Regions from separate parts of the Mus musculus genome. Here region 2 is linked to region 1. The links are chromatin loops, found by intact Hi-C in ENCODE. Cell type or tissue: gastrocnemius. All regions are shown on one strand. Each heading gives the region's core, and the rest is flanking DNA. Links, peaks and the distances in the headings are about the cores only. Region 1 holds the start of Ensa (endosulfine alpha). Region 2 holds the start of Ecm1 (extracellular matrix protein 1).

Region 1 (15,742 bases), core at 7,018-11,017:
CATATCTCCCTTTATGTTTTTATAAATACATCATTAACAGTTATAATTGCCTACATAAGGACTAAAGTGTGAATGAAAACCTTACAAGAAAACTCAAGTCTCCTACAAGCTAGCACTGAGTCCTGGAAAACTGCTGAATATCAGTTTGTCTTCCAATTTTAATTTTTGGTCGTGGGTAACTTGTTCTAACACCGCTCAAGGCTTGAGCCTTTGCACCAGAGAATAAAGGATTTCTATGTTAACCCGGCTCGGATGCAACATTCAGCGACTTGCCCAGGATCTGGCTAATAAACTGAACACAGCTTCAGCCCACCCAAGAAGCAAAAATACCAAAGCTTGCTGTCCTGCCCCTAAGGTCCATGCAGGCTTTTAATTGGTTCTGTGGCTCACTCTCTTTCCCGGTTGGTGTTCTAGCTTGCCTGTCGCTCTAAAGAATCCGCCCACCTCCGGCCAACGCTTATTGGTGTGTCGTTACATCATTGCCCCGTCAAGCCCACTCTCATTGGCTCTCATAGGAGGGGGCGGTCTCAACGTCACGGGCTTGAGCCGCCATTTTGACTGAGCAACCATAGTGACAGGAGCCGGAGCAGCAGCTCAGGTTGTCCCCGTTTCCCCTCCCCCTTCCCTTTTCCGGCTGACTTCCCGGGCCCTGCATTACACAGTCCCGGTTCTGCCATGTCCCAGAAACAAGAAGAAGAAAACCCTGCGGAGGAGACCGGCGAGGAGAAGCAGGTGAGGAGAAGGGGGGACCGGGGGTGGCCGCGCGGGCGGAATACGCCCCCGCTGCCGCTGATTGGCCGCCTCTGCCTCAGGCTGTACAGGGGTTGGCCACTACTAATGTCGCGCAGGCTGCATTTCGGCGCGGCCTAGTGCCCTGATGTCGATTAGTCAAGCCGATTGTCAATCTGTGGGCTCCCCTTTCTTATTGGCCAGTAGGCCTCTATTCAGTTCATGGAAGCCGTTCTATAATTGGGCGAGCTCTGGCGTGGGCGGGTGTTTGGAAAGATGAGGCGAATGAAAGGGGGCTGGATGGTGGTCCAGAGCTGTAAATGAGATGTTTGATTAGTAAAGATAAATACCAGACTGGAGCTCATCCTTCATCCACAGCAAGATAGAGGTCAAAGTGAAGACATTTAAAATGAACCAGCATTGGGGGAGGGGAAAAGAGTAATTATTACCATGGGGTAAGTTCAGGTGGCAACTTCCTTAGACCTGTTTGGTAGGGATGGTTTGTTGTTCACCGTCAGTGACTTATAGATCCGCTCGAATTTCTCCGCAGTGGGATGTGGTCCACCCACCATCGCATTATGAAAACACTAGTGCCAAACCCCTTCTTCGACACCATATTTGAGTTACTTAACACTGAGCTCAGGGACTCATTAAATACACTTAGTGTTATCTCTGACCCTGTTTGTCAAGTGAAAATACACTAGCCAGGAGATGGTGGCGCACGCCTTTAATCCCAGCACTTGGAAGGCAGAGGCAGGCAGATCTCTTGAGTTCTGAGTTCAAGACCAACCTAATATACACCAAGAACCCCTCTCTCAGAAAATATAAAAATAAAAACAACAAGAAAAACTAATGGCATGTTGATTTCTGTTTTCAAGTATATTACTCTGGTAAATATCTTTAGAATAAGCCACATGCCTAGCGTCCTCCACAGTGAGACCATATTGCTTCTTAGAGTGTGAATGAGGAGGGAGCCTCTCAGCAGACAAAAGCTCCCCTGACCTGTAGGACAGCCAGGAACTCTAGTAGTTCCTTTTTTATCTTTCCTGAGTGAGCTCTGGCTTGCTCTATGGTTCAAGTATCATGTTGAGATACTACCTTTAACCTAGTGTTCACAGGTCACGGGTGATTCCTTGAGTGTAATATAAGAACTAACTTGTTTTTCTTTGCTTGATACAGTTATCTTGAGCTTAGGCATTTGAACAAAGGTCTAGCTTTTAAGAGTAGAGGAGCAGGAAAGATTGGTTAGGAACACTCATTGCAGAGCACCTGGGTTTAGTTCCCAGCCCATGGTAGCTCACAACCATGTACAGTTCAGTCTAGGAAACCGGGCCCAGACTGAACTCAGGGCACTGGGCATCCATGTGGTACACAGCCATAGCCATACGAGTCTGCAGAATACATGCACATAAAATAAATAAATCCTTAAATAATACACACACTCAACAGAACAGAGTGTAGATAGCATAATTACAAACAGGTAGACCTCTAAGAAAATTTGATAATACAAAGGTTATCAGATATTAGAAGTCATTGTTTTTCAGCCATTAATTTCACTTGGCGTGTTTTCTTCAGGATACACAGGAGAAAGAAGGGATTCTCCCTGAGAAAGCTGAGGAGGCAAAGCTAAAGGCCAAATATCCAAGCCTAGGACAAAAGCCTGGAGGCTCCGACTTCCTCATGAAGAGACTCCAGAAAGGGGTATGGGACACCCTTATACTGTGGCACCTTGGATGAAGTCCGTAGACATTCTACTGCATGTTTTTCTGTAGCTTTGGTTATTTAGCAGTAGTAAAGATAAATTAGAAACTTGGAAAGAGAAAAGCAAATTATGTGAATCTCTGCAATGATGTTACTTCCCTTCTAACTATAGGAAATGAAGGATTAATGGTGGGCATTTGGGTAGGTGGCAGATGGGGACTGAAGGAAGGATATTAGATACAGAACACCCAAATAGTTCAACTTGCAATAAGGTTCTTTAGTCTGTTAAAAGCTGGCATTACACACTAACCATGCTCCTCAAGAGACTATTGTAGCTGAGTGTGCTGGCTAGCATCTGTGATCTCAGCGCCTGAGCTGAAGCAGGAGGATAACCACACATGCAAGAACAGCTTAGGCTACATAGTAAGTTTTAGAATAGCCAAGGCTAGGCTTGAGAGACGGATCAGAAGTTGAGAGAGCTGGGCTGCTGTGTCCAGAAAGGCAATATTTGGTTCCCAGTACCCATATCAGGCAGCTGGGACTCCAGCTCCAGGAGGTTGTCTGGCTTCCATGGACACATATACAAACATAATTCTTTTAAAAGATTTTGTAATTATCTTTAAAAATTAAAAAAGTGCATGCCGCCGGGCAGTGGTGGCGCATGCCTTTAATCCCAGTACTCAGGAGGCAGAAGCAGGTATATCTCTTGAGATTAAGGCCAGCCTGGTCTGCATAGTGAGTTCCAGGGTTTTTTGAAACCTGTCTCCAAAAAAAAAAAGTAACACAGAGACAATTCTTTTTCCTGTACAGAATGATAGAGGATGTAGCTCATGGGAAAGCACTTGTCTAGCCTGGGTTTAACCTATAAGGCCACAAAAGTGAAGAAACAGCAGCTGGAATGGCCTTCCTTAGCAGTGGAGGGCTGCCTTCACAGCCATCTCCTTCGTGGTCAGGTTTCTCCCTACCATGAGCTGACAGCAGATTATAAGGACAAAGCTGCAGTGTAAAGATGAGATGGAGAGAGAAGCAGCCTCCTGTGGAGAATCCCAGGTGCTCAGTCTTAGTCACAGATGACAGTGTGATGTTGAATTGCAGCTCCTCTTGAGGCGAGCCAGGCGTAGGCAGACAGTCTCACCATGGAACATGTGTGGGAGTGGTGGGAGTCTGGAAAGCTCACTGCCTCACGAGCAAGCCCAGTGCCTAATCCTGCTCTGAGAATATTTTCTAACTCTGATAGTCGGTTTCTGGTTGGTCTCTAGCTGCTGGTAGACCCAGATTGATTCTTCTTGAGTCTTATTCATGCTTTTCCCCAGCACCAAGGTATTGCTTTGGCACCTAGCTGTTACGAATGAAGTAAGTGATTGTAATTGAACCTTCTAGTACTCAGTAAGGTACAAAAGATACAGGAGTTGTCACCTAGGTTCAGGGACACAGCTGCCCCTTATGCAACAAAGGTACATGTTTCTGCTAGTAATCTGCTTATATTCTGACAAGGTCAGAGCATGCTGGGAAATGAACTTACAAGTGAGTAATGTGGACTGTGTGCATGGGGAATACTTAGACAGCTGAGGTAGGTGGGAGCTTATGCTGACGGTAGACAGTGAGTCTCTGCTTTTGGAGAACACCAAGGTTGCACATTCATCTAAACCTCGCTCCTGTCTCTTAGCAAAAGTACTTTGACTCAGGAGACTACAACATGGCCAAAGCCAAGATGAAGAACAAGCAGCTGCCAAGTGCAGGAGCAGACAAGAACCTGGTGACCGGTGACCACATCCCCACCCCACAGGACCTGCCCCAGAGAAAGTCCTCGCTCGTCACCAGCAAGCTTGCGGGGTAACCTGGGCCCCTCTCTTCCCCTTCCTCACCCACTGGACTGTTATATATTGTAGGCAGGGAATGGGCACCTAGTCAGAGCTCAGCTTGCCATCCAGGGGAGACATTCTGCTGGGGGCTTAGGTTGAAGATGGGCTCTGAGTTCATTTCTTTGGGTAAATTGAAACTTGTACACCCTCATGATAGCCCAGTAGAGACCCAAGAGTAGGAAAGACTAGGAGTGCAGAGTGCTGCAGCTTTTCCTGTGGTGAGAATGTGGAAGATGCAAGTTCTCCTGTTGGAGGAGCAAGTCCTTAGACGGGCTATCGTGGAGCAGTGTGACAGGTTCAGTGTCCCAAGGCTGAATTGACATGCTGAGAAAGGTAGAGTGAAGGAGATGCTCTCTGTGCTTCTAAGTGTGCTGTCCCTTAGGCCTCTGTGCTCTGTGTTCCCATCGTGGGTGTTTAGGGGACCTTCAAAAGAGAGGAGATTTCTGCTTGCTTAAAATTACAGGGCCCACCTAACCCCTCTGCTGTGTTCCTCCAACAGCTGCCCTGCTTCTCAAGGAGTGTAAAGTTTAACAGACGTTAGCTACTTATGAAAAAGAAAATGGTATCTTTTCTCTTCCAGCATGTTGCTTTTTGAAAGTATTATGGGATAATGGAAAGAGTTTAGGAGTTGAAATACTTGGGCTGTAGTTTTTGTCAAGCTCAACAGCACTGATGTGTGAGCTTGGCCAGGTCTGTAGCCTCTCTGAATTGATCCTGTTCCTCGTCTGTAAACAGACGGAAACGCGTGTGTAGGCTAACTCTGACTCTAAAGTCCTACACCTGCCATACCCTTCTGGTCATCATAAAACCAAAATTGAGGCAGGCCCATGGCTGAACCTCAGCTCTGTAGAGCCAGAAGTGCTACATGGGACGAGAGAGAGTTTGAGATTTAAGGGCCATAGCTTCCAACAACAGTCTCATAGGTATCATAGCCTTTTTGAGAGAGAAAGAGAACAAACCTGAAAAGGCTGTCCCTGGATGTGTCTTGACTCTGCCCATTTTCCTGGGTCTGCTGTTGACCCTAGCTGCTACAAAGCTGCTCTGGCAGCAGACTGGATAGGCCTGAGGAGACAGGCTCATTGACGTGGCATCTTGCTTCAGATGTATGTTAGGCATGGAGGAAGAAGGGATGAAGGGAGCTGGTCCCCAGAGCTTAGAGCTACTGCCAGCTGGAGCAGCTGCTCCTTAGCAGATGATTCACTGGTGGAGGATGGAAAGAGGGTGCAGGGAGGGAGGCAGCAGCCTGTCTTGCTGTGTCATCACTAGTTTGGCCTGGATCTTACTAAATGCCACCTGCTCGTCATCGACAGAGAGGGCCAGAGTGAGAACTGCTCAAAAGAGCAAGATGGTGCAGTCTCTCTCCCCTTTCCAGATTGCACTGTGCCCTTAGGATGTCTGGCGAGTTTGTGGATGTGTGTGTTAGGGGAAGGACATGTAAATATGCCCTTCTCCTGATTGGCCACTGCCCAGGTCTCTGGCCATCATTCAGATTGGGTAGAAATAGATTGGTGAGGAAGGAATGGAGAGAGCAGGACCCCTGGTCTCCCTGGCCCCCAAACTCTTTGACTCTCATTTGTAATGTATATAATTTTGTGTTTTTTGCTCCATTTTCTCATGCTGTCATCCTTAATGAGAAGTCCATGTGGGAAGGGGACAAACTGAACATCACTGTATAGTTTCTTCAATGTCCCAACCATGTTTACATAGATATGTCATGTTATTATATATATAAATATATATATAATTTTGTACGTTTTCTTCATCTCCGATCTTCTCGAATTCTGTACCTTTTTCTCCCCTGTCTGAGCTGCCTTATCTATTGGTTAGATTTGTGTCTCCAGAGCTGATATGTTCACAATGAGTCTGGTTTTTAGAAAAGGACAGGAGAAATAGGGAAATCAAGCTGGCTTGTCATCCCAGCTGTTCAACAAACTGAGGCAGGCTGGTAGCCTGGGCTACAGAGTGAGTTCACAGCTGGCCTTGGGAATTTAGTGAGACCCTGTCTCAAAATAAAAAGCAAAGATAGGGCTAGGAATGTAGTTCGTATGTAGAATACTTTCCTAACATTCAGAAGACCCTAGTTTCAACCTCCAGTAATACACATAGTAGTTAGTGTGTACACATACACACAATGAGCTGGAGATAGGGATGAGAAAGGGGAAAGGAAATCAGAATCAAATAGTGTCACTCTTGGATGCCAAGGAACAAGCTGCACTTCTCAGGCTTGCTTCTTAGCATGGAAGCATCATTTAAAAATCTAAGTGCATTTGATTAAATCCAGGCTACTTAGTCCACTCCAAACAAGTATGTGGTTTGACCCTGGCCTCTGCCAGTCAGCACCTCAGTGCTGAGGTTCCTCTTCACCGCTGCCAGTGGCTGTGCACTGTGTGGCTCCTGTGAGCCTTCACTAGGAAACCTCCGGTTATTTGATGTCTCAAGAATTGTCTTCCTGTTTACCATGAGTATATTGAAAAGGGAGAAAACGTTCTGATTATGGATAGGGAAAGACTAAAACTTTCTTTTTATTTTCCCTCCTCCTTTTACTTAATATTCAGGCATATACAAGGTAGTTTAGTGAAGTATTTGGAGAAACCATGGGGTCAAGACTGGGATGGAATTTACGAGCTTTCCCCTTTTACTTGACTGGTTTTTTTTTTGTTTGTTTGTTTTTTGTTTCTTCCTTGTTCGTCCACAGTGGCCAAGTTGAGTGATGCTTCCTGGGGCTCCACCAGATCGTGAGACGCTGCCCACTCGGGTCCTGTGCTGGCTCCTGCCCCTCCCTGCTTTTGTAGCCAGGGGTCAGGAGGTGGCCCGGGTGCAGGCTAGAGAGGCAGAGAACCTGCCCACTGGTGTCCCAACACATGGAGCCCCTTGGGCTGAGCACCAAGACCTTGAACTTTTTTTTGTTTTGTTTTACCTTTTTTTCCAAATAACTGTTGGAAGAAAACTCATTGAGATCCCAAGGGTGGGGTTGAAAGGATGGAGTGAAGATGTGGGGGAGTGAGTGAGGGTTTATGACTGATAAAAAAGAAGTTTCCTACCGTTCTCCTGAACCTCTGGGTTGCTGTGGTTGACTGTAAGGTGAGGGATGGTAAGGGGTTCAGGTTCAGCTCTGAAGAGAGAAGCACTCTTTGAATATGGCTAGTGATCTAGTGTCAGAGAAAAGGAATTGTGTTCTTTAAAGCAGACGAGGTCTCTCTGGTTCTGCAGAACAAGTTGAGGATTTAGGATAAACTGTTCCTTTTAAAAAAATGCTGTCCTTGAAATAGGTTTGCTGTGTGGAGAAGGGCAGTGAATGGGGAGCCCCACAGAGCCCTGGGGAATTTTTTTCAGTATTTAAAATAAAACAACAAAAAATACCCACGGAAAAAACCAAAACTAGACCTGTTGTGAAGCAGTTGGTGTGTTTTCTTGGGATTTGGGAGGTGAAGAGCGATACTGGAGGTGTGATTGAGGGAAGGTTGGTGTGGGCCCCTGAGTTTGAAAGGGGCTCTGACAAGGCTCATTACATTGGGAGAGGGAGCAGGAATGGTGGACACAGATGACTGGTGGCCTTTGCTGGCTTCTGCCTGTCCTTTATAGCTAATTCAAAAGATATGTCACCTTATAGAAAATGAGAGATTTGGGAACTTGGTTAAATGGTGTGCTAACACCCAAAGCTTAGTCCAGACTCAGCAAGAATGGGGCCCCTTTTCATTCTTTTTCCCTTCAGTTTCTATTCCTAAGTTCTGTTTGTGTGGGAGAAGTGTGAGTTATTAGTAATAAGCAAAAGAAACTGGCCTTTCTGTCCCTGGCCCCACATCATACCCTCCCCTGTCTTCCTGACACCCTGCCTCTGAAAACCGTTTGGAGGGAAATGCAGGAGACAGAGCTGACTGAAATGTCCAGTCTTCTGGGGTGGGGTCAGCTCTATGTCGAGAAGAAGTCTGCTCTCAGTGTCTTAGTCAAAAGCGTCCCAGGTGAATTTATAACTGTTTAAGATGCTTCTGACTTTCTTCTCATTTAGCCAGGGGCTTGTGATACATCTCAATAGTTTGTCCTGCTGAGCGGTGAGCCCAGTGGGATGAGAGCCCATTAAAAAGTGTGCTGGGCTGGACGAGCTGACATGCATGCCTTGGGAAGTGGAAGCAGGGGAGCAGGAGCTGAAGGTCATCATCAGCTGCATAAACACGAAACCCGAGATAGGGAAGTGCTTGCTCCTAAGCCCTGAACTTCAGAAATAGAGGCAGAGAATTAAATGGTCAAGGCTCTGTGGTACAGCTCCATCTCAAAAAAAAATTGGTTGGTTAAGGGCACTTGAAAAGAAGCCTGAGTTTGATTCCTGGGACCCACAACAATGGAATAGAACTTACTCTTAGTACCCAGTAGAGGGCACTGTCACACGCACAGTGACATGTGAACACCCAACAACACCAACACATGCCCCCCCCCCCCAAAAAAAAGAGAGAAAGAGAGAGAAGTTTACTATGTAGCTGAAAGAATAATACTTGAAAAAGGTCAGTGCTCTGACAGGAATAAACCCAAAGCTGTTGATCCCTGTGGGAGCGCTGCTGGTCCTACGTGGAGTCCAGGCTTCTCAAGCCTATCAAATGCACATGGCTGGGTAGTGGTGAAGCTGTCTGTCAGAGCTTCCAGGTAGTCCAAGTTCATTTCCATACAAGTGAGGAAGTTGGGGTTTAGAAAACAGCAGGCCGCCGGGCATGGTTTTGCACACCTTTAATCCCAGCACTTGGGGGGCAGAGGCTGGTGGATTTCTGAGTTCGAGGCCAGCCTGGTCTACAAAGTGAGTTCCAGGACAGCCAGGGCTATACAGAGAAACCCTGTCTCAAAAAGCCAAAAAAAAAGAAAACAGGCCAAGGAAAAGCTTGTGTACTGTCTAACCCATGGTGATATAAACTCCTGGCTGTTCTGGAGTCTCCGTTTCTTAGTTGGGCTGTAACCTTGAAAGGCCTTTGGATGCCTGTATACCACCAGTATTTGGGGTTGGAGAGAGCTCAGCGGGTGATACAATTGCTGTACGGGCCTGAGAACCTGGTCCACCTCAGAACCCTCATAGCAGTGGAAACACAGAGCTGACTCCTCAGAGTGGCAGGCACACACATGTAATAAAATTATGTTTTAAATGACGGCTGGACTGTAGCATGGTAGCACACACCTTTAATCTCAGCACTTGGAAAGCAGAGGCAGGTGGATCTCTTAGGGGTTGAGGCCAACCTGGTCTTTGTCATTGAGTTCAGGCTCCCCAAGAGCTACATAGTGAGACCTTGTTTATAAATAAATAAGGGCCAGGAGTTTGGAGGCTGAGGCACGCAGACCTCTGAGTTCAAGGGCAACCTGGGACACATAGTTCCAAGGCTACACAGTGAGACTCAGTCATAAATTAATGACTGCCATTTATTCTTTATTCATACAACAGACCCAAGCAACTAAGGTAAACAAATTCAATAACCAAACCTTCCTTTGTGTTTTGTTTTTTGGTTTTTTTTAAATACATTCTTAGGTAACCTAGGCTGGCCCCAAACGTGACTCCTGCCTCCCCATCCTGTGTGCTGGTTAAAGACACACTGAATGGACACAATTGGCTCTGCTGAGAACTTCAGCCAGGTATTCTCTGAAAGAAGTGGGTGAGTTGTCCAGCTGCTCTAACACAGGTGGGCTGTGACTATGATGACAAACCTGTCAGCTGAGCCATGGCCTACACAGAGTAGCTGGAGTCGAGTCACTAATCCACTGGTCCTCACTTTAGCTAGTGTAGCCTATACATAAAAAAGATAGAAGCCAGGCAAGGGGGCAGACACCTGTAACCTACTTCTCAAGACTGGCAAGAGGTTTGCTGTGAGTTCAAGGCTAGCCTGGGTTACATAGTGAAACTGTCCTCCCCCGCCCCCCCCCCCAAAAAAGTAATGATACATCCTTGTGATCTTAGCACTGAGGAGGTAGAGATAGGAAAATCAGAAATTCAAGGCCAGCCACATGCCAGTAATCCCAGTTCTCAAAGGCAGGGGTAAGAGAATGGTCTACATAGCAAGCCGCACCTGTTCAAGCAGCTCTTACAATGCCTGGGAGAAAACCAGAAAGTGAAGGGAAGGTCTCTCAAAAGAATGCTGTGTAATATAAAGTGGAGCCTGCCGTGCTTATGGGAATAAACAATGGGGATAAAACTTGGGGAGCCCTGTATGTAAGGCCAGACAGAATTAAGCATTACAGTCATGAGAACTACGGAACACACGTGCTACATACAAGCCTGAGCCTTGAAGGGGAGGGAGGGCTTCAGTGGTCCTGATCGATGGCCATTTACTAGGTGCTCAGAATATGCCAGGCACTGTGCTAAAACATAGGTGCTCTCAGTGAGATGACACTGGTGAGAAACTGCAAGGGAATAAATTGACATGATAGTGTTACGTTGCGCAGTGGTGGTCCATCTGCAGGGGATAGAAACAAAGGATAATTCCCACATCTGTTTGAGAAGTTGTAAAGCACCAGGCCTAGCAGATGATTGGGATCATCTTACTTAATCCTCCGTTGTTTAGGGGAGTCTCCTGTGTCCTGCTCTGTAACTGCAATTCCAGGGGATCCTACACCATCTTCTGGCTTCCGTAGGGATGGAACACAAATACAGTGCAAAACAATACAGTGCACATGCATGTGTACAGGGAAAACACGTATACACATAAAAAGGGATGGGGATACAGGCATTGTAATACATACTTGTAATCCCAGCAATTGGGAGGCTCAGGCAGGAGGATTGAAAATTCCAAACAAGCTACACCATAGCAAGACTGTCTCAGAAAACGAACCGCATGTGGAGGCAAATGTATGTATCCTAGCACACAAATGCAGGAGAATCACACATTTGAAATCAGCTTGGTTTACATGTCTGGAGGGGGAGGGTTAGGGGGTATCAGTGAGGGGACTCAGCGTGACAGGAAATGTGCATGAACTCCAGTCATGTGGGTCTGAGAACAGAGGGAGATGAACTCAGTTGACAGCAGAGGCAGAAGCAGAAATTTCATGAGGAAGTCCAGATGGAAAGACTACAGCTTCAGGACAGACAGGAGAAAGGCATTTTGGTAGAGGAACAGACCACACTAGAATGGCACACCAGCATGAACAAGTCAAGTGACTGAAAACTGTCTTGGGACCAGACCAGGGCACAAAAGGAGGAGTCAGCTCGGAGGATAAGATGTGTAGGAGCCAAGGGGATTTCAAACAGGCATTTGGTCAGAGCCAAATTGTATGCAGCCGGAATTGATTTTTTTTGTTTGGTTGTTGGAGATGCACTCACGTGTGTGTGGTGTACTCGCCTGTTTGTGTGCATGTGGAGGGCAGAGATCAATTTTGTTTATATCAGCTAGTTAGATTTTTTTTTTTTACTACATTTTATTTATTTAGTGGGGGGTGGAGTGAGAGGAGAGGCAAGTGCCACAGTGCTCTAGCAGAGGTCAGCCTGTGGGAGGTTGTTCCATTTCTGCTTAGCTGGCCCTGGAATTTGCTCTATAGAACAGGTTGGCCTTGAACTTTCTAGGTCCTCTTGCCTCCCAAGTGCGATTAGAATCAACAGGCTTGTTCCTCCCTGCCTGGCCAAGTGGATTGAATGGCGGGGTGTCTGCTTAGTTTCAGATCCTGGCATTGGTATTTGGATTTGGGGGTGGTGATGTGTGATTGATTGTGTTTGCAGGCGTGCATATGGAGGTCAGAGGTCAACGTCAGGTATCATCCCCTGTCACTGAGACACAAGCCACCACACCCAGCATTCACGTGGTTACCGGGATCTGAATTCAGCTCCTCATGCAAACACTTAACGCACCATGTGCGTATCTGGATTTTGGTACTTAAAAACAATTTTAGATTATTTTTCTATGTATGTTTTACCTACATGTATATATGTGTGCCACCTTTATGCCTGATGTCTTGGGAGGTCAGAAAAGGGCATCAGGTTCCCTGAAATTTGGGTTAGAGTGGGTTGGTACCACTGCACGTGTGTGGAGCACAGGAAACAGCCTTCGGGAGCGGGTTCTCTCCCTCTACCGTGTGGATTCCAGGGATTGGATTTAGGGCAGTAAGGCTCAGTGATAAGGTTCTTTAACAACTCGCTGGCCAATTTCGGGGTTTGTTGTTTTTGTTGTCTTATGTTAAACTAAGCAAGTTTCTTAAATTCTCCCTCAATTTGTTTATAGAGATGTGGTGTGTGCCATATAGAGTATATGAGTAATTACATACAAGACAAAGCATCAAAGATCCTTCAGGGACCACAGCAGTGTACAAATGTGGTTCATGTTTTCACAGGGTTCACTGACTATGGGAATGTAATAAAGACAGATCTGAGCTTTGGGTATAGCTCAGTGGTAAAGCATTAATCTAGCATATACAAAGCCCCAGGTTCAGTTCCCAGTATCACACATACATGGGTAGGTAGATAGGTAAGAAGATACCTAGAATAAATACAAGGACCCTGGACTGAGGAGATGCTCAGTGGTTAAGGGCACTTGTTCTGCAAGCATGAGAACCTAAGCTTGAATCTCCCAATACCTGAGTGCCTCATGGCTATGTCTCATCATTGGAGGTCTGAAATTGGCAGTCTCCAAGAGCTCACTGTCTGGCCAGCCAGCTAAGCAGAAATGCAATTCACCGTTTCAGTGAGAGACCCCATGTGAGCCCAGTAAGGCAGAGATCAATAGAGGAAGTCAGCCAGTGTCTGCTCTGCCTCTATGTGTCCATGTGTACACAAGTATATACAGGGTTATACAGTACTAAATACCTGCTAACCCTCCAGTAAATCAGCTTGCTCTGGGCTCATGCAGGGACAGGGATCCTCAGTCAGAAAAGGCTAGAGGAGACAGGTCCTTAAATGTTTCAGGCTGGCCTCAGCCTTCCAAGTGCTGAGCTTTCAAGCACATACCATGTATAGGCCGGGAACTTGCACTCCAGGGACTGGGGAGCTGAGGCAGTGAAGATTCCGTCTGCCTATGGTGACTGCTTGTCATGAGCCAAGTAGACTAGGGCTGCTGACTGGGAGGGCACACCTCACACCAGCCTGGTAGAGGCTTCTAGGAAGATAGGTGAGAAGGAATGCCATTGAGGTTGTAAGCAAATGTCACACTTGGAGGGAATCTCTACGTCAGCACATAGTAGGAAGTGACATTAGTCAGGAGGACAGCACAGAGGGGTCAAAATGTGAGGGTCTCCTTACCCCAGGCTGGCCCAGAGCTCCTAATCATCTGGCTATCTCTGCCTTCTGGTCCTGAGATTACAGATGTTCACCACCACTTCTGGCTCAGGGAAATACTTTCATAAGGTCTATTGTAGGCTGTGGATGTCACTCAGTGTATAAAGTATTTGCTTAGCATGGGTCCTGATCTCAGAAGGTGCAGTTCCCCCATGGCTACACAGCCAAGGCAGGCTACTTGAGACCCCTCTTTTCAAAACATCTTTCTAAAATGAGATGTGAAGGTGGAGGAGTAGAGTTTACATAGACACAGACTGGAGAAATGTCATCGGGAGAAAGGACATATGTAAAATGATTCACAGGTACTCTCTTCTGGAAACTCTAAGAGTGATTCATACAATAGGCAAAGCCAGAAATGAGAAGAAGGTAGCGAGAGACAGGTCATAAATGGCCCGTGACCTTTTTCCTGGAAGCAGTGAGAACCTATGTAAAGGTTTTGAGGCAGATGTGGCACACACTCATGATGTGAGCACGTTGGGAGGAGCACTGCGTATTCAAGGCAGCCTTTACTAGACATTGAGTTGCAGGCCAGCCTGGGATTGAGAGACCTTCTCTCAAAAACCAGAAATAAACAAGTCTGAAATGGGCATGGAGGGGAAGGGTGGGGAGGGTCCTGTGCTGGGGCTGGGGAGATGCTCAGTGGAAAGGCTTTGGCTGCTCTTGCAGAAGACCTAAGTGTGGTTCCTAGCACCCATGCCAGGCAGTGGCTCACAGTGCCTATAACGTCAGCTCTCAGAGATGGGGCTTCTCTGACCTCCCTGCACTTGTGTGCATACCCACAAGCAGACACACAAGTCTTAAAACTTGATGTTGTTTTAAAGAGGCCAACCCCAGTAGGCAAGGTAGTGCACACCTTTAATCCCAGCACTCCAAAGGCAGAGGTTCAACACCAGCCTGGTCTACAAAGTGAGTTCCAATGCAGCCAGGGCTACAACAGAGAAACCCTGCCTTGAAAAACTAAAACCATAACAAACAAAAAAGGCCAGCCTGGGCTACATAGTAAAAGGTGAAGATATAGCTTACTTGGTAAATGTATGTGTATAGAATCCACAAAGCCTTGGCCTCTAGAACACTTTAAATCCCTGTGTGCTACATACCTATAACCCCAGCATTTGGGAGATGGAGTCAGAGGGTCAGAAGTTCAAGGCTACATAATAAATTCAAACAGGCCTGGGACACAAGGCCTGTTTCAAAAATAAAAACATTTAAAAAAAAAACAAGAAACTGTAGCTCCTAGGCATGGTGGTGCACATGTGGAATCCCAGCTCTTTCAAAGCTGAAATAGGATAATATAGAGTTAAAAGGTTAGCCTGGGCTACAAAGCAAGGAGGTTAGAGTGTAGCTCACTAGTGAACACTCGCCTAATACACCAGCCCCCTAGGTCTGACCCCTCAAGTGTATATACACAGATTTCTATTTTTATATGATACTCCTCAAAACTCTAGAAAAATGCCAAAATAGTGATAGTTTCTTTGAAAGGTCTACATACAGGCTAGTATGGTGACATACATTCGTAATCCCAGCCTGATCTACAGTTGAGTTTCAGCCAGCCAGGACTACACAGAGAAATCCTGTCTCAAAAACCAGAAGGAAAGAATTGTTTTAAGATACAGAATTTGGGAAAAGATGGAAACGAAAAATAAAAATAAAAAACTTATATTTCTGTTCTGAATTGCTGGGTAACTGATAATACCATAACCCAAAGAAAATAAAACTGGGAGAGGAGAGGGTGTGGTAGAAGAGGGTGTGGCAGGGTAGGAGGCACTGCTTTTGTGGATTTAAGGCATACTGGTAAGGGCTGGAGAGATGGCTCAGCGGTTAAGAGCACTCACTGACTGCTCTTCCAAGAGGTCCTGAGTTCAATTCCCAGCAACCACATGGTGGGTCACAGCCATCTGTAGTGGGATCTGATGCCCTCTTCTGGTGGGTCTGGAGACAGCTACTTATATAAATAAATAAATCCTTTAAAAAAAAAAGACATACTGGTAAAACTATACAGTGGAAATGGGAAGAGGGGACTGGAGCCCATATCAAATCAAGAAAAGAACTCAACAAATTGGGAGAGTCTGGGCTAGGAAGAAGGCTCAGCAGCAGTAAAGCTCAGCCCCTGGAGTCACCAGGCTGTGGTGGCTGTGACACCTTTAATCCCACACCCAACCTTTACTCCTGCACTCAGGAGGCAGAGGCAGAGGCAGGCGGATCTCTGAGTTTGAGGCCAGCTGGT
Region 2 (15,218 bases), core at 3,955-7,954, 99 kb after region 1:
AATGGCTCAGTTAGTAATGTGCCTGCTGCTTAAGAACTGACTCAGGGTCGCTAGCACATGCCTGTGTGTGTCTGTTTGCATGTATATTTATGTGTGTATGTGTATCTGTGTGTGTATATGTGTATGTCTGTGTATATGTGTGTGTGTGTGTATGTCTGTGTATATATATGTGCGTGTGCATGTATGTGTGCATATATGTATGTATACGTGTGTGTATGTATGTATGCCAGGCCTGGTGGTTTGTGCCTGTAATCTCAGTTTTAGAGAGGCAGAGAGAGCAGACACTGGAGCTCCCTGGGTAAATCCATGAGCTGCAGGTTCAATGAGAGACTATGTCTCAAAAACAAAGGTTAACTGAGCATTTGGGGCAGACAGCTGATGCCAGCCTCTGGCGTCCATGTGCATGAGCACACATGTGCCCTCACATGCCCATGGGCACACATGTATACCATATTTCCTTATCCACTCCTCTGCTGTTGGGCATTTGGCTGTGTTGGGCACTACTGTGATAAACACCAAAGAGCGAGTGTCACTGTGACTTGTGTAAATAAATGTCCCTGAGTTTACGGAATAGCTGCATTATAGGGAAGACCTGTTTCCAATTTTCTGAGAAACTTCCATCCTGACGTCCACAGTGGCTGGACTAGTTCACATTCCCATCAGCCGTGTGTGAGGTTTCTTTCTGTCCACCTCCTTGTCAACACTGGCAGTTGGTTTGTTTTCTCAATGACTGGCATTCTGACGAGGCTGTGATGGAGCCTCAGCGAGGTCTGACTCATATCCCCCTGACAACCAGAGAAGCATTTTCCATACTCTTGGGCATTTGTGTTCCATCTTTTGAGAATGGTCTGCTCATTTCATAAGCCTATTCCTTGGATTGGTTGGTTGCTTATTTAGTTTCTTGAGTTTTTCATGTATTTATTCCAGATATTAATGATTTTCCCCTCTGCAGGCTGTCTGTACTTAATGGCTTCCTTTGCTCCTCAAAAGCCTTTCATGAGGTCCCGTTATCTGATTGTTGGCTTTATTTCCTGAGTAACCAAAGTTAGAATTCTCTCTCTCTCTCTCTCTCTCTCTCTCTCTCCCCCTCTCTCTCTACACTCTCTCTCCTCTCTCTCTCTCTTTCTTTCGACAGGCTGTTTCTATGTGGCCCTGGCTGTCTATAGACCAGGCTGGCCTTGAACTGGCAGAGATTGACTGCCTCTGTCTTCCAGGTGCTGGAACTAAAGGCATAAGCCATGACCACCCTAGCCTTCAAGGGCACCAGACACACATGTGGTATACATATATAAATGCAGGCAAAACACTCACACAGATAAAAAATAAATGTTTAAGGGAAAAAAAAAAGATACATCCGATTTACTTATTTTAAGACAGCATGTAACCCAGGCTGGCCTTGAACTTGGTATGTAGCCAAAAATGACCTTGTATTTCTGATCCTCCTGTCTCCACATCTGGAGTGTTGGGATTATAGATAAGCCCCACTGTTCTGAGGTTCAAACATAGAGCCTTTCGAATGCTAGCCACTCGATCCACTGAGCTACCTTCTCATCTTCATAGCAAATTTAAATAGGATCAAAACACAGACATGAATTCTGGGAGATGAGTGTAGCTCAGTGGTAGCGTGCTTGCCCACGATGTATACACTCACGCAAAAGTGAATTCTGAGAACTAAAAATTACAGAGCTCTTAAATAAGGACCAACTAGAATGATAGAAATACAGCGCCGTGATAGTGTTTGCTGATGTGCACGCGAGGGCCCTTGGGTTCAATTTCCAGGAAGACACAAAGTAAACAAGAACAAATTTTTAGCAGTATGTAGACATAGCAGTAAGATGCACAATGAGGAAAAAGGGTAGAAAATGACCTGTACACAGTGGCACATGCTATCATCCCAGCTCCAGGAAAGTCACAAATTCAAAGCTGGCCAAGGCTACTCATTTTTATATTTTTTGAGATAAGTTTATTTTTCATTTTTTATTTTATTTTTTTACTTGGTAGCCATAGCTGACTTGAACTTAAGATTGAATTCTTGAATTCATACTCTTAATTCTTGAATTCCTGGATGACAGGTTTGTACCACCATTTGTTTTATTTCCTACAGATTTTAAAAAGAGTCAGCATGGAAGGGGACTTTAATTCCAGCATTTGGGAAGCCAAGACAGGTGGATCTTCATGAATCGAAGGCCAGTTGGGGCTATACAGTGAGAAAGCCTCCATATCTATCCACCCATCTACCTGCCCACCTACCTACCTACCTATCTATAAGTCATTATGTACTTCTGCCTGTCTCTGTAGACCAGGCTGGCCTCAAACTCGCAGAGATCCCCTGTGCCTCCTCAGTGCTGGGATTATAGGCATGAGCCCCTATGTCTGACTGATCGATGTAGAAAGAAGCCGGGCAAGCATGTTAGCTCATCTCTATAGACCTAGCACTGAGAGGTGGAGACAGGAATTAGGAGTTTAAGTTCTTCTACATAGCAAGCTGAGTTTGAGACCAGCCTGGTCTACATAGTGAGTTCCAGGTCAGCCAGGACTGTATGGAGAGATCCTAGCTTAGAAAGAAAGAAAGAAAGAAAGAAAGAAAGAAAGAAAGAAAGAAAGAAAGAAAGGCCAGACAGGGTCCATGCTTGCAATCCCAGCATTTATGCATTTTAGGATAGAGGATCATAAGTTCAAGGCCAGCCTAGCTTAACTAGTTAAACTGATCTCAAAGTACTAGAAACTTTAAAGGGTACCTTCAAAGCTCCAGTAACAAATGGATGAATGTAAACCATTCAATAGGTTTCCTTTGAGATCAGTGATTTATCAGTATGTAGCTAATTAGCCCAACACTAAGTAAATGGAAACAGCAAAATGTTTTTGCAGATTCCATGCTTAGGAATTTTAGAAGTGGCTTAGTTGAATCAGGCTCAGGCACTGACTACAATGTCTCCTTGTAGGGAGGTGGGGCGGGTTGCCAGGTCTCTGTGCTATGTGTGGTATGGAAATCTGGCTGTAAACAGAAGCCTCACCAAGATGCAATGCCAGTGAGCCACACCACTGAGCAACACCGCCAAGCCTCAAGGCTCTTTCCTTTTTCTTATTCTCCTCTCTGCTCTGTCTGTCTTTCCTCATTTTTGTTTTCAAACAGGGTTTTGGTGTCTAGCTTGTCCTGCCTGGAACTCACTCTGTAGAGCAGGCTAGCCTCACATGCACTAAGATCCACTTATATCTGCCTCCCAAATGCTGGGACTAAGGGTGTGAGCCACCACTCCCTCCCTCTTCTCCTTCCTTTTTATATTATTATTAGTAGTAGTAGTAGAAGTAGTATTGGTCATTTTATCATTCTTTTATAGTTTTCTTCAGTGATAATGTTTTTTTAGTTGGAGGTTTTTGAACGATGAAGCATACCTCCACAGGTACCTTGTCTTCCAGTGGTTCAGATAATTGTTGCCATTTTTTAGCCATAATGTTTATTACCATTATTATAATAAAAATATTTTAATTCAAATTTAAGCATAGATCTAATTTTGAAACAAAGCTCTGTGTGCTTAGGGTCATGGAAGGCTCATCCTCTATTTCAACCCAGAAGGCACAAAACTAATTTCTGGCAAATCTGGTGGGATACATGCAGCTTAGATGAATTTAATGAATTATTAAAACAAAGACTTAATATCACATCTGGACGGTGCTTTTAAGTTGTTTTTGTTTTTGAGACAGGGTCTTCCTGTATAACCCAGACTGTCTGTAAGTATACTGTTCACCAGATGTATGTCTGGTATCTGTGGAGGACACAGAGGTCATGGGAGCCCCTAGAACTGGAGCTACAGATGGTAGTGAGATACCACGTGGGTGCTGGGAATTGAACCTGGGTCCTCTGGGAGATCAGCAGCCTCTGAGCCATCTATTCAGCCTTATCAGTCCGTCTATCTGTCTGTCTGTCCATTCATCCATAGACCCATCCATCCTCCCTCCAGTTTATGGTTTTTCTTGCCTCAACTTCCCAAGTTTATTGTGACAGTCATGAGCCGCCATGTTCATTTTCCTATGGTACTCTGGATTGAATTCAGAGGCTCATGTAGGCTAGGCCAGTGCTCTGGTCCTGAGGCCTAAGGTCTGGCTTCAGCTTTCTTTTTCTTAATTTTATTTTGAGGCAGCCTCACTAAGTTTCCTAGGCTTGTCTTAAGTTCACTCCATAGCCCAAACAGGCCTACATTTATAATCCTCCTGCCTCAGCCTCCTGAATACTTGGGACCTCAGGTACAGGGCACCATGCTTAGCTGTTCTCTTCTTTATTTTCTCTGTACCGAAAATGGGATGTTTTTAAGGTGTTATTATTAACGATGAAGAATTGTGTTTTAACCTCTGAGCTGCTCCCTTCCCGTCTGTTATACACTGCCCCTCGCACTTTCTGCTGCTTGTTCAATCTTTGTAGACTGACGCAGGCATGAGCTGTTCAGGACAGGGACCTTCAGTGGAGAGTCAGCTTGGCCTGTAGGCATCTGTGTAGGGCATTTTCTTGATTGATGACTGCTGTGGGCGGGCCCAGCCCACACCCTGGGAATGGTGCTGCTGCTGCTTGCTGCTAGGCTGGTGGTCTTGGGCTGTGTGAGAACAGGCCTGGGCCAAGCAAAGCATAGGGAGCAAGCCAGTGAGGAGCTTCACTCTCCTGCCTGCAGGCGCCTTCCTTGAATCCTCACAGACTTCCCTTCACCATAGACCTCAAGTTTTAGGCTGAAACCCTTTCCCCCTCAACTTTATCACAGACTGCTGTGTTTAGAAACAACAACAACAACAACAACAACAACAACAAGTAGGTCATCCATCTGACCTACTCTAACTCCTAAGCCTGTGAGTTTGGGTTGCTAGGGTCCAACCTCACAGTTTGGGAGTGGATGTGCCCGTAATGCCAACACTTTGGCCCGTGGGAGGCTGAGCAAGAGCAGAATGGGTTTTTTATTTTGTTTGAGTTTTTGTTTTGGTGGCAGAGTTATCTCCCTAGCTCTGTCTGCTCTGGAACTCAACTTTGTAGATCAGGCTAGCCTTACTCAGATCTGCCTGCCCCATGGGATTAAAAGTATTGCCACTACACCCAGGCTTCCAGGCCAGCCTTGAACTCAGGTAATACTCTAACCCCCACCTTCCCAGGGCCACAGCTACAGGCTTTCCCATCTCACCTGATTTCTTTTGATGTTTTTCTTCCAGTCAGGTTTAAATAATTATTCATTCATTTTCCTTTTTTTTTTTTTTTTTTTTGTTTTGTTTTTTGAGACAGGGTTTCTTTGTGCAGCCTTGGCTGTCCTGGAACTCACTCTGTAGACCAGGCTGGCCTCAAACTCAGAGATCCCCCTGCCTCTGCCTCCTGAGTGCCAGGATTAAAGGTGTGCACCATCCCTATCCAGTTTATTTTTCCATTTTTATTTATTTTTTTCATTTATTTTGAGACAGGGGCTCATGTAGCCCTGACTGTCTTGGGATTATGTAGACCAGGCTGGCCTCAAGTTCACTAAGTTTCACTGGCCTCTGCCTCCTGAGTACTGGTACTAAAGGCATGTGCCACCTCCGCCCAGCTTGTTTTAATATTTTCATTGTTGTGTGCCACATGTCTGCCATGTGTGTAGTGTGTGCTGGTGGAGGCAGTGGGGCCCTGGGATCTGTAGTTACATGCAGATGTGACCTTTCTATGGCTCGTCAACTGAACTTAGGTTTTCTTAACTTTCTGAGCCATTTCTCCAATCCCTTCCAACAAAATCTGAACTTGTTTATTTTTTGTTATTTTTTTTTAAAAAGACAAGATTAACTCTTGTCTGCAGGCCTGTATGTATCTGGTGCTAGCAGAGGCCAGGAGAGGGCTTCCGATCCCTGCTTCATTTACAGAGTTGTGAGCCACCATGTTGGATGTTGGGAGCAGCCATCGCTCCAGCCCCTGAAGCCTTTTTGTTTTTAGATTTATTTTATGTCTATTGGTGTTCTGCCTGCATGTGTGTCTGTGTGAGTGGGTGTTGGATCACCTGGAACTGGAGTTACTGCAGCCAATGCTCTTCTATCACCTTCCACCTCCCTTCGCCCACCATCAAGCTTTAACTGATCTGTGGAATTCAGTTCTTTTCAGATCTGATTCCTGTCTCCCCCAAAACCTCCCCCCCTCGCCCCCCGAGACAGGGTTTCTCTGTATAGCCCTGGCTATCCTGGAACTCACTTTGTAGACCAGGCTGGCTTCGAACTCAGAAATCCTCCTGCCTCTGCCTCCGGAGTGCTGGGATTAAAGGCGTGCGCCACCACGCCCGGCTTTATCTCCCCAAAACTTTAATTCTATCTTAATAGTTTATTTTCATATCTCATTGCTATTCTTTAACACTTCCTCCTTTCCTTGGCAACAGCAACCCACTCAATGTTCAAACTCACCGCCTAGTTACTGATGCTCACGCTCGGAGCTTCCATCTCAGCCCTGGTTACTGAGTCCTTCTTTTTGGCTGTTTATCTCTTCCAGTTCCCTTGTCTCCTCCCCATACTCTGAACCATGGTGGCCAGGACTGTGTGGCTTGGCCCTGGGCTACAGCTTGGTAAAGACAGAAATGTCTACAGGTTTGACTCAGTTTCCCCAGCTCGCTTCCTCTGGGCAAAGTGCCTGGGACGTAGATGCAGGTGTACAGGAGCTCTTGAGTTTCAGACAGGGACTAGGGCGGGACGATGGGCTGACATCTTCTGCTTATTGGCCCTAGTGCTGATGGACAGAAGAATCTGCTAAGAAGTTGCTTAGAAACAACCACTGACCAAAAAAATAAATAAGAGCTGTGGCTGGGCAGGAAGCGGCTGGTGTGCCTTGGGTCTCAGCCAAGGTCCATGACCAGCCAGAACTGGGACTCTGTGTTTCTGGAAAGATGCACTGTCACAGAGAACACCAAGGTCACAGGTCACAGAGAACCCTGGCTCCCCATAGTTTTCTTTTATCCCCAACCTTGAGGCTTAGGATTCAGGGGCCAAGGCTGAGGGTCGCCATCTCTGGTTCATCTCGGGGCTGGAGTTCAGCCCTCTTGCCTAGTAGCACGGCCCTCCTGCCTGCCTGGCTGATAACTCGACATTTTCAGAGCATATTCTCTACTGGAAGCTCCCAGGGGCCTTTCACCTCTAATATGGAAGCTGTGGGACAGGGCTGAGATGCTATCTCAAGTGCAGTGTGCTGCCTCCAGCTCAACCCCGCCCTATTCACGCTCTGTCCTGCTCAGAACACACTGGCACCTTGTCCACCCTATGCAACAACTTGTCAAACCTGCAAACAGGTTCTTGGACTGTGAATAGCCAGGGCTGAGACTGTGTGTTTTTAAGATGTGTATTTCCCAAGTCTTAACATGATCATGAACAGCGGTTCAGCAGACTGATAATAAGACAAAGTGGGATCTCACATAAGGATCAGAAGTGATTTAAACTGTCCGGCCTGGGCTGGGGAGACTGCTTGCCATTGAGTTGGGATCCCCAGCACCTAAGTGAAAACCAGAAATGCTGGTGCAAATCTGTTAAGTCCCCAGGCAGGTGACCCTTGTGGGTCCCCAGTGACCAGTGGGGCAGCCATTGGTGAATTTCAGATTCAGTGAGAGAGCCTTGATAAAATGGGGTGCCTAGACAAATGCTCTGAGCTCTGGCCCCCACAGCATATGTGTGCATATCTCCATGCACACCATATGCACATTCACAATCACACACTGAGACCACACAGCTTGGACTAGGGATGTACCTCAGTGGTAGACCATGTGATTAGTTGTCAAGCAAAATAAAATGGCAGGCTAGGCTGTAGCCCAACATAGACTACATCTTTTTCACTTTGACTCCCAACAGCTAGCTAGTTACTGGGGCGGAGTTCTATTAAGATATTTGATTAAGGTCATGATGAGAAGGGAAGTCAAGCCACTTAGCTCTGGTCCCATCACATAAGAAACATCTTCTGTTCAGGCAGTGGGAGCAGGCCACTGGGCCAGTCTTAGGGAGCTTACAAGGGTGTGTGTGCGCACTAAAGACAACGAGGATGCCAAATCCAAGAGGCATTTATTGTAATGAGTGTTCGAGGAGGGTGGAGTAGGCGGAGTTCCCCCATCTAATCCTCTGAGGCTCAGGGTGACTCATTCTTCCTTGGACCCAGGGGCGGGGTTGGCATCTGTTCCCCGAGTTGGGCCCTGCTCCCCCAAGCCAGTGGCATTCCCAGTGTCTCCAGCCACTAAAGCCACGTTCCTCAGGTAGTTGGTATTGAAGCAGTTGATTTGCTTATCTTCAGGAGACAGGTCACAGCAGAGGGCAGGGTCTTTCCACGAATTCCTCCGGGGACCACAGAGGTTCTCGATGAAGGCCAGTTTCTGAGAAAGCAATGTAAAGGGGGCATGCTGGGGCATGGGGAGGGCAGAAGGTCGGCATGGCTGCCCACTGGGATCCCTCTGGAGGCCCAGAGGCTGCCAGCTTCCTTTCCACAGCAGGACTGCCTGCTTGTCCCTGACAGATGTGTACATCTGGAAATGCTAGAAGCTTGAGGCCCAGGGCAGGGACAAGAGGTTCTCGGGAAGGAAGAAGCCTTCTAGAACTCCGAGAAATGATCTATTCCACTCAACCTGACTTCTGCGAACAGGCTTGAGGTACTAAAAAGAGGGGTAACCTCTACATCTAGCCTTCTGATTCCCTGGAGCCTTGGAATCACAGGTCACACACACTCACCTCCTCTTCGCCGCAGCAGGCCTGTTCTGGATATGGAAGCTCGCAGCAGCGGATGGTCATATTCTGGATCAGCCCCGGAATCTGTTTACTGTGGTTGGTATGAAAGAGGAAGAGCTCAGGGTCTCTGTCCCTTCCACAGCACCCAAAGCCTGCTGGGGTCGGTGGCTTATGCCTGTAATCTCATTACTTGGAGTACAGGGGAAAGAAGATTGGTCCAGTTCAAAACAGCCTTGACCACGGAGTGAAACTTTCACAATAAATAAACATCTCCTCACCCCAACAGCTCAAATGGAACTGGGAAGTCATGATTTTGACCTCCCCAAGGGAACCCCCGGGGAGGAGGAGGTTGTGGATAGGCAAGAGTATCAGGACTCACTGCTTGCTAAGGACCCTTCCACTTCCACAGAGCTGGCCCATGAGGTTGGGGGTGACTCGGCTGAGGTCAAGGGTCAAGATATCCCGGTCATAGTTGGGATAGGGAGCTAGGTGGGCGAAGCACTCATCACGGGCAGGACTAGGAGGGTAGTGGCAGCACGAGTGGGGGTGGGTCTTTATAGCCAGCTCCCGCTCGCAGTATCCATCCAGGGTACCCTCCCACTGTGGAGAGAGACAGAAGTGAGAAAGAAGCCTGCTGCTTGGCTCCTCCTCCTTACCACACCTTAGCCTTTCAGCTATGAGATGAGGCCCCAGGAGCTAGAGGGAGGTCAAAAGGGAGGAACACAGATGAGGCTCCTAATTGGCCACTGGAGATGAGCTGGACCAGTAGGTACAGAGGGTCGGGTGAAGCCATAGCTGGACGGATGGACGGCAGACAGATGCATATGTGGGGTCACGGGTGGATGAAGTCAGGATGGAAGCACGAAAACTCAAGGTGAACAGACTTGGATGACAGACACAACGGACGGATGGATTGACGGAGGGACGGACAGTCACAAGCAGACGAAAGTGGATGAATGGCTGTAGAGTCAGCGGTTGGAGCTGGGTGGGCAGACAGGCTCCCAAGGTGGCCGGGATGCCCACTTACGGCCTTCCATGTGCAAGTGTGGTTGTGGCCCTGGCGGCAGCAGCGCTGGAACTCCGTCTCCAGCCGAGTCAGAGCCTGCAGCTGCCTCTGGATGGCGTCAGTAGCTGGGAGGTTGCGTGGCACGGCGCGGAAGCGTCTCAGGAGACAGATGTTTTTGACATTGTCCGGTGTGGGCAACCCCGGGGGGAAAGGCAACTGGGGCCCTGAGGACATGCCATTCTGGTGGACGGGGCAGGGTCGGAGCAGGTAGTCTGGGCGAGGAGCTTCCTTCTGGAAGCAAGAGAATCGCTCCTCCCCACGCAGTCTGCAGCACAGGTGGGGGCGGGTCTTGACAGAGAATTCGGCCTCACAAAATTGGGTCATTGCATCCTCCCACTAGAGTGAGAGGGGTGGGTCAACCCAGTACCTCATTGTTCATATTTCTGCCTCCTCCCAGGCTCCAGGAAAGGACTCTAGGCAGGCAAATAGCAGTACAGCCGACCTGTGCTCCATCTGTACCCCGGGTGAAGTGTGGAGCACTCATGCGTGTGCACGCAGACACACACACACACACACACACACACACACACACGCATACACACGCATGCACGCACACATCCAGCAGCAGCAGCAGCCAAACCCTTACCACAAGCTTCAAACAGTCTAGGCGGTTTGTGTCGCTGCGGCAGCGACAGCAGCGGGAGTATCCGGTCTCCAGCACATTGAGGGTCTCTCCCTGGCGACTAAGGTGAGAGTAGCCAGTCTGCGGCAGGTTCCAGGGGCCGTAGATCACATGCTGACGCTCAGGAAGGCAGATCTGCTTCAGATTGTCTGGAGAAGGCCGTCCAGGAGGGAAGCCATCCAGCCGGTGGCCCCAGACACCTCTCCGTCCCTGCTGGCAGTGACGGGCTGGATTCCAAGTCCGGGGCTCTGGAGGGAGCTGGCCCGCCAAGGTGTGTGGCTTCACTGGAACAGAGAAAACAGTGGGGAGGAATGCATGCAGGCTGGCTGAGCATAGAGCATTGGGAGACCTGGGGTTGAAGAGAAAGGGCTGGGATAGTATGTGGGCTTCTTCAGTTCAGGGTCACTGAAAGGAAAAGGTAACTGCGACCCTCAGGCCAGCATTAGCTCCTTCCTGGGGCTCAGGGGCTAACCGTGGGAACAGACAGACCAGTGTGGTCACTCACCCTCTTTCTGGACAATCTCCTCCTGAGGCTGGGCAGGCGGGTCTACTGGGGTAGAGGGAGGTGGGTAAGCAAAAGGCTTGTTGGGATGGGCTCCTCTAAAACACAGGCTCCTGCTAGTTCCCATGCACGATGGAACACAATAGAGAGGCCAGAAAAAAACACGACTGCTATTTTACACCATTGACAGAGCTGTTGGACAGGCATTGTTTCCAACCGTTCTTCTCTTCTCTTCCTTCTTTAAAACTGGGCCTCATGTACTCATATGTCCCAGGCTGGCCTTGAACTCAGTAACGCTGACCCTGGCTGTCTGGGAACTTGCTCTATATACCAAGCAGGCTATATACCCCTCAGAGCTCTGCCTGCCTCTGCCTCCTGAGTGCTGGAATTAAAGTCACTGCCCAGCCTAAGAACAACCTTTGAAGGTCTGATGTTCATGTCAGTGCCACTACATCCAGTTGATGGAGTGCGGGAGAAAGCCAGCCTGGACTGTGTCAGACAAGCATTCCACCGACTGTACAGATAGAGACTGAGCAGCTCAGGAGAGTAAGTCCCATGTGCCCCTCCTCCCCAAGCCCATGGGCTCCGCAGGAAAGCTGTGCAGGAAAGAGGCAGTCACTCACTTTCCTTCTGTTCAATATGGACTTGGGGAGGGGGCTGCTCTTTCTGCAGGGGGATGGCTTCTTGAGGGACAGCAGGACCAGCTGCAAGATGGGGGAGGGCACAAGGGAGGGAGGTCAGGCTAGTGTCAGCATCACAGTGGGGTGGGCGGGGGTTGGGGGGCAGGGAAGCACTCACCTTTATCTACATTAGGGTTTAGGAAAGTGGGCCAGTCTTCCTCGTACACAGGGATGTCTTCTGGAGAGGAAGGGGGCTGCACTACAGAACAGGCAGTTGTGAGGCAGACAGTGGGGTGGGGGGGTCCCTCCCTTCCTGAGGAGCAGGAAGTACACTAGATTAGAGGTCTCAACGGGAACTGAGAGGGCTTTGGGGCAGCCTCACCTTCTCTTTGTTCCTCAAAGAGGGGAGGGTCATGCAGAGAAGTTACAGAGTGGTCAACTCGGAGTCTCCGGGTTTGTGGTGGGGAAGGGGGTGCTGCATAACCTACTAGAGGCAAGAGGGGAGACACTCAGAGCCTCCCAATTGCATGCTTGTTCCCCACAAATTCTACAGCCATGCTGTCCTGAGCACCCGTCTTCATCCGATCTGGTTAGTTCTGAGGCTCTCACCTTCATGGAGGTGCTGGAAGAGGCGCTCTGGCGTCATCTCTCGCTGGTCTGAAGCCTTGAAGGCTAGAGGAAGGAAAGACAAAAGTCAGGCAGTTTTGAGGCGTCCTTTCCTGGTCCTGGACAGAGGATGGGGAGGCTGTGGAGGCCGAGACTGTGGAAAGCCCGCTGTGGGGGAGCCACCTGTCACACACCTCCCCTCTGAGTGGCTGGGTTCTGAGTTGGGGTCTAAAAGAATGTGGCTGGGAATGGAGGTCTGATTTCCTGTCAGTATCTCCCTTGGATGGGGCTTGTGGCTGCCGTCCCCTCCAATGCGCTGATGTTCCAGGATCCACCTCTCTTCAAACTTCTTCCTATAGGCCTTTAAAAATACTTTTGGCCTTTGGGTGGGACGGTTAGCCAAATGTTTAAGTGCCTTCCCCTTCAATCTCAGCTTATTTTAGGTTTCTTAAACAAGAAAAATATTATTTGTGTATGTGTGGAGGGGGCCAGTGTGTCACCGTGGTGATGTGTATAGGTCAGAGGACAACTTGTGGGAGTCATTTCTCCCCTTCCATGTGGGTTACTGGGACGGAATACAGGTCACCAGGCTGGCAAAGCACCTTCACATCTGGAGCTGAACCGAAGGCACAAACCTAGGAACCAGGACAGCAGCGAGGTGGAGCTGTCTCAGACACGGCTATCTATAGAAGGATCTAAGTCTCTGTCCTGTCCAGAGTTGGTATTTCCTTTTGTTCAGACTTCAAAGCAGTGCGTGTGTGTAATAGGGGGTGAATGTGGGTGAACTCTAACTCGTCCTCTGACCAGAGTGAGCCAGTCTAGGCTCCCTGGCTCGGTAGGCTGAGTTTTAGCAGCCCGAGGGCTTCTTTTCCTCCTCACCTGCCTCCTCGTCCCTCCTCACGTGTTCTGACAGGAGGATCCTCACCCTGTAAACTCACCTGTCTTGTGTCTATTTGACTCTAATTTTTGTGTTTCTTAGCAACTACCTCTAGCTATTCTGCTCCTGTTCCAGCCTCCATGGTTAAAGGTTCAGCCCCACTTCACAGTGACATGTTCATATAAAGGAAGCCAATCACCCAACTGCTGAGCTCTTTGGAGCCAGACTCTTAAGCAACTGCTGACCCCACCCCGACTCACCTCCCTCAGAGGCAGCAGAAGCAAGAGCCAAGCAGGCCAAGATCAAGGCTGCTCTGGATACGGTCCCCATCCTGGGGCAAGAACTGGTCACTGGTCACCCAGAAGCTGGTTGTCACAGGCAGATCTAGACTTGAAGGGGTTGGGCCACTTGCTGCAAGCCTGCTCCCCTGGCTGTTGCTACTGCCGTTGTGAACTTCAAGGCCTGCTGTCTGTCTCTCTTTATATGCTATCTCCCGCCCCCCTGTTTCCTGCCATGACTCAGTCCCTGCTGCTCCTCCTCTTACAGCCACTCCTCCCAGACTCCTGGAGCCTCCTTAGCCTGGGAAGAATGGAGGTGATGGAAGGGAGCACTCCTGGATCCCCTCCAAACTGATGCAGAGGATCATGGAGCAAGTTGTCATCTGGACCCTTAATTTGTGCCTCAGTTTCCCATCTGCATACTGTCCTTTATAAAGAATGGATCTGACACTCTCCTGAGTGGGAGTGGGAGGAGAATGGCTGCCTGAGGCAGTGCCCTTGCTGGTCAGAGGCCTCAGTATCCCTTTGCCTCAGGTCTGGGAAAGAGGGAGTAAAGCATTCGGACTCAGATGAAGGCACAGCCTTGGCTTCAAGTATATTTTTATTCTCCTTCTATCCAGTCAGTACAGCATTCCTTTCTGTGGGGAGCCCCCACACCATGTCTATTTTCAGAGAGCAGTTCTGAGGCCTCGGGGACATGCGGGGCTGCCAGCTGGGTTACTGTCCCGTGGAAAGGGACGGACGGCTCTCATGAGTCTGTACATCACCAATGGACATGACTCAGAACACTTCTTCTGCATTGGGGACCCTGGCGTTCTGTAACTCCAGCAGTCTCTGCACGGACTCGGCCAGGTCTCGCTCCCCGAGCTGCCGGTTATCTCGCGTGCGTACGTTCACTGTCCTTTGACTCTGCTCTCTCTGGCCAACCACTGCAGGAAGAGGAAAGATTTGCAAACCCAAGCAAAAGTCACCCTATGGGTTGTTTCCTTTTGCTTTGCAGAAACTTCAAACTCCTGAATCTTTAGGAAAGGTAGGAGCAGAGCCTAGCCGTGGCTGAAGCCCATGCTTAGCTCGCCTGCCCTGCTGCTGACTGTCCACTCTGATGAGATAAGGAAGTGGGCCGGGCTTTACTCCCCTCTCCCTGCAGGTCAGGAGCCCAGGGCTGGGAGATACAGAGTCAGTTAGACAGAGACAAACATGGAGAGCTACACAAAAAGAAAAACTGTATGTGTGTGACCTGGGGGGAGGGGTACGGTACAGGAAGGGGAAACAGCAGGGCGGGGCTTGCTCTCAGTGCTGCCAAGGCAACGGGCATGCGTGATGCCCCAGTCAGGCGGTCTGGCTAGGAGTTTCTGCTTCTTGCTTCCAGAGGCCCAAGAGTCAGGAGCAACTTCCTTCCCTAAGACCTTTCTTGTCCCCTAGAGCTGCCTCCACCCACACAACAATAAACAAGGCAATTAATTAATGCCTTTATTGGTTTTGGTGCTGGGACCTAACTCATTGGAGGCCAGTGCTCCACCACAGAGCACTACAGCTTCTGGTTCACTGATAATCTTGCTACATACAGCCCACAGTGGCCTCACATGTTTGCCCTCCCTCCTGTACCTGCCAAATCCTGGGATTACAGGTGTGCCTACCATGCCTGGCTTCAACTGATGCCTTCTTAATCCTCTCCTGTCCCTTCCTCTTTGATGCTGGCCTGGTTAATTAACTTACAGAAACAGCCTAGGGTAGGGTTAATGAGAAGACAACTGTTCTGAGGGATGGAATAGGTTGTGGGAAGGAGCAATGGAAGGCAGGCAGATTAGTCAGGCTCCTACCCAGCCCAGGTAATGAGTCCCAATTAATTCAATGTACACAGAGCTAAACAATAGAGTTAGTACAGAGAATGCAGAGCTTGGGGCTCTGAGGTCTACGACTAACCCTCTTACCAAACTGAAAGTTGTAGTGGGCAAGCTGGGCCCGGCGGAC

Evidence for each region. Hi-C counts contacts between places; a loop is a spot of excess contacts. Peaks named below come from ENCODE experiments on the same cell type or tissue, not always from the same donor. Only the 100,000 strongest peaks of a DNase experiment are listed, where the experiment ranks them.
Region 2: it touches region 1 in a loop (2.9-fold over the local background); 1 of 42 quality-filtered maps calls a loop at or near these places.

What each region holds. Positions count from the first base shown.
Region 1 is chr3:95,624,445-95,640,186 of GRCm38, forward strand. Ensa (endosulfine alpha) reads left to right here and starts at 536. Exons shown (of 4, transcript NM_019561.2): 1 at 536-732; 2 at 2,305-2,430; 3 at 4,097-4,263; 4 at 6,988-7,673. The coding sequence starts at 676. The coding sequence ends at 7,003. In gastrocnemius, for the core only: a CTCF peak has its summit at 8,644 (motif pointing right); no DNase peak of the experiment used is centred there; H3K27ac peaks cover 2,414 bases.
Region 2 is chr3:95,726,144-95,741,361 of GRCm38, forward strand. Ecm1 (extracellular matrix protein 1) reads right to left here and starts at 13,426. Exons shown (of 11, transcript NM_007899.3): 1 at 13,230-13,426; 2 at 12,096-12,158; 3 at 11,869-11,973; 4 at 11,665-11,745; 5 at 11,490-11,570; 6 at 10,870-10,914; 7 at 10,329-10,648; 8 at 9,704-10,078; 9 at 9,056-9,276; 10 at 8,680-8,767; 11 at 8,004-8,327. The coding sequence starts at 13,299. The coding sequence ends at 8,097. It overlaps Tars2 (threonyl-tRNA synthetase 2, mitochondrial (putative)), which reads right to left. Exons shown (of 18, transcript NM_027931.3): 17 at 15,179-15,218; 18 at 13,831-14,176. The coding sequence ends at 14,028. Mir7014 (microRNA 7014) reads right to left here and starts at 8,830; the gene lies at 8,768-8,830. In gastrocnemius, for the core only: a CTCF peak has its summit at 5,887; no DNase peak of the experiment used is centred there; H3K27ac peaks cover 1,583 bases.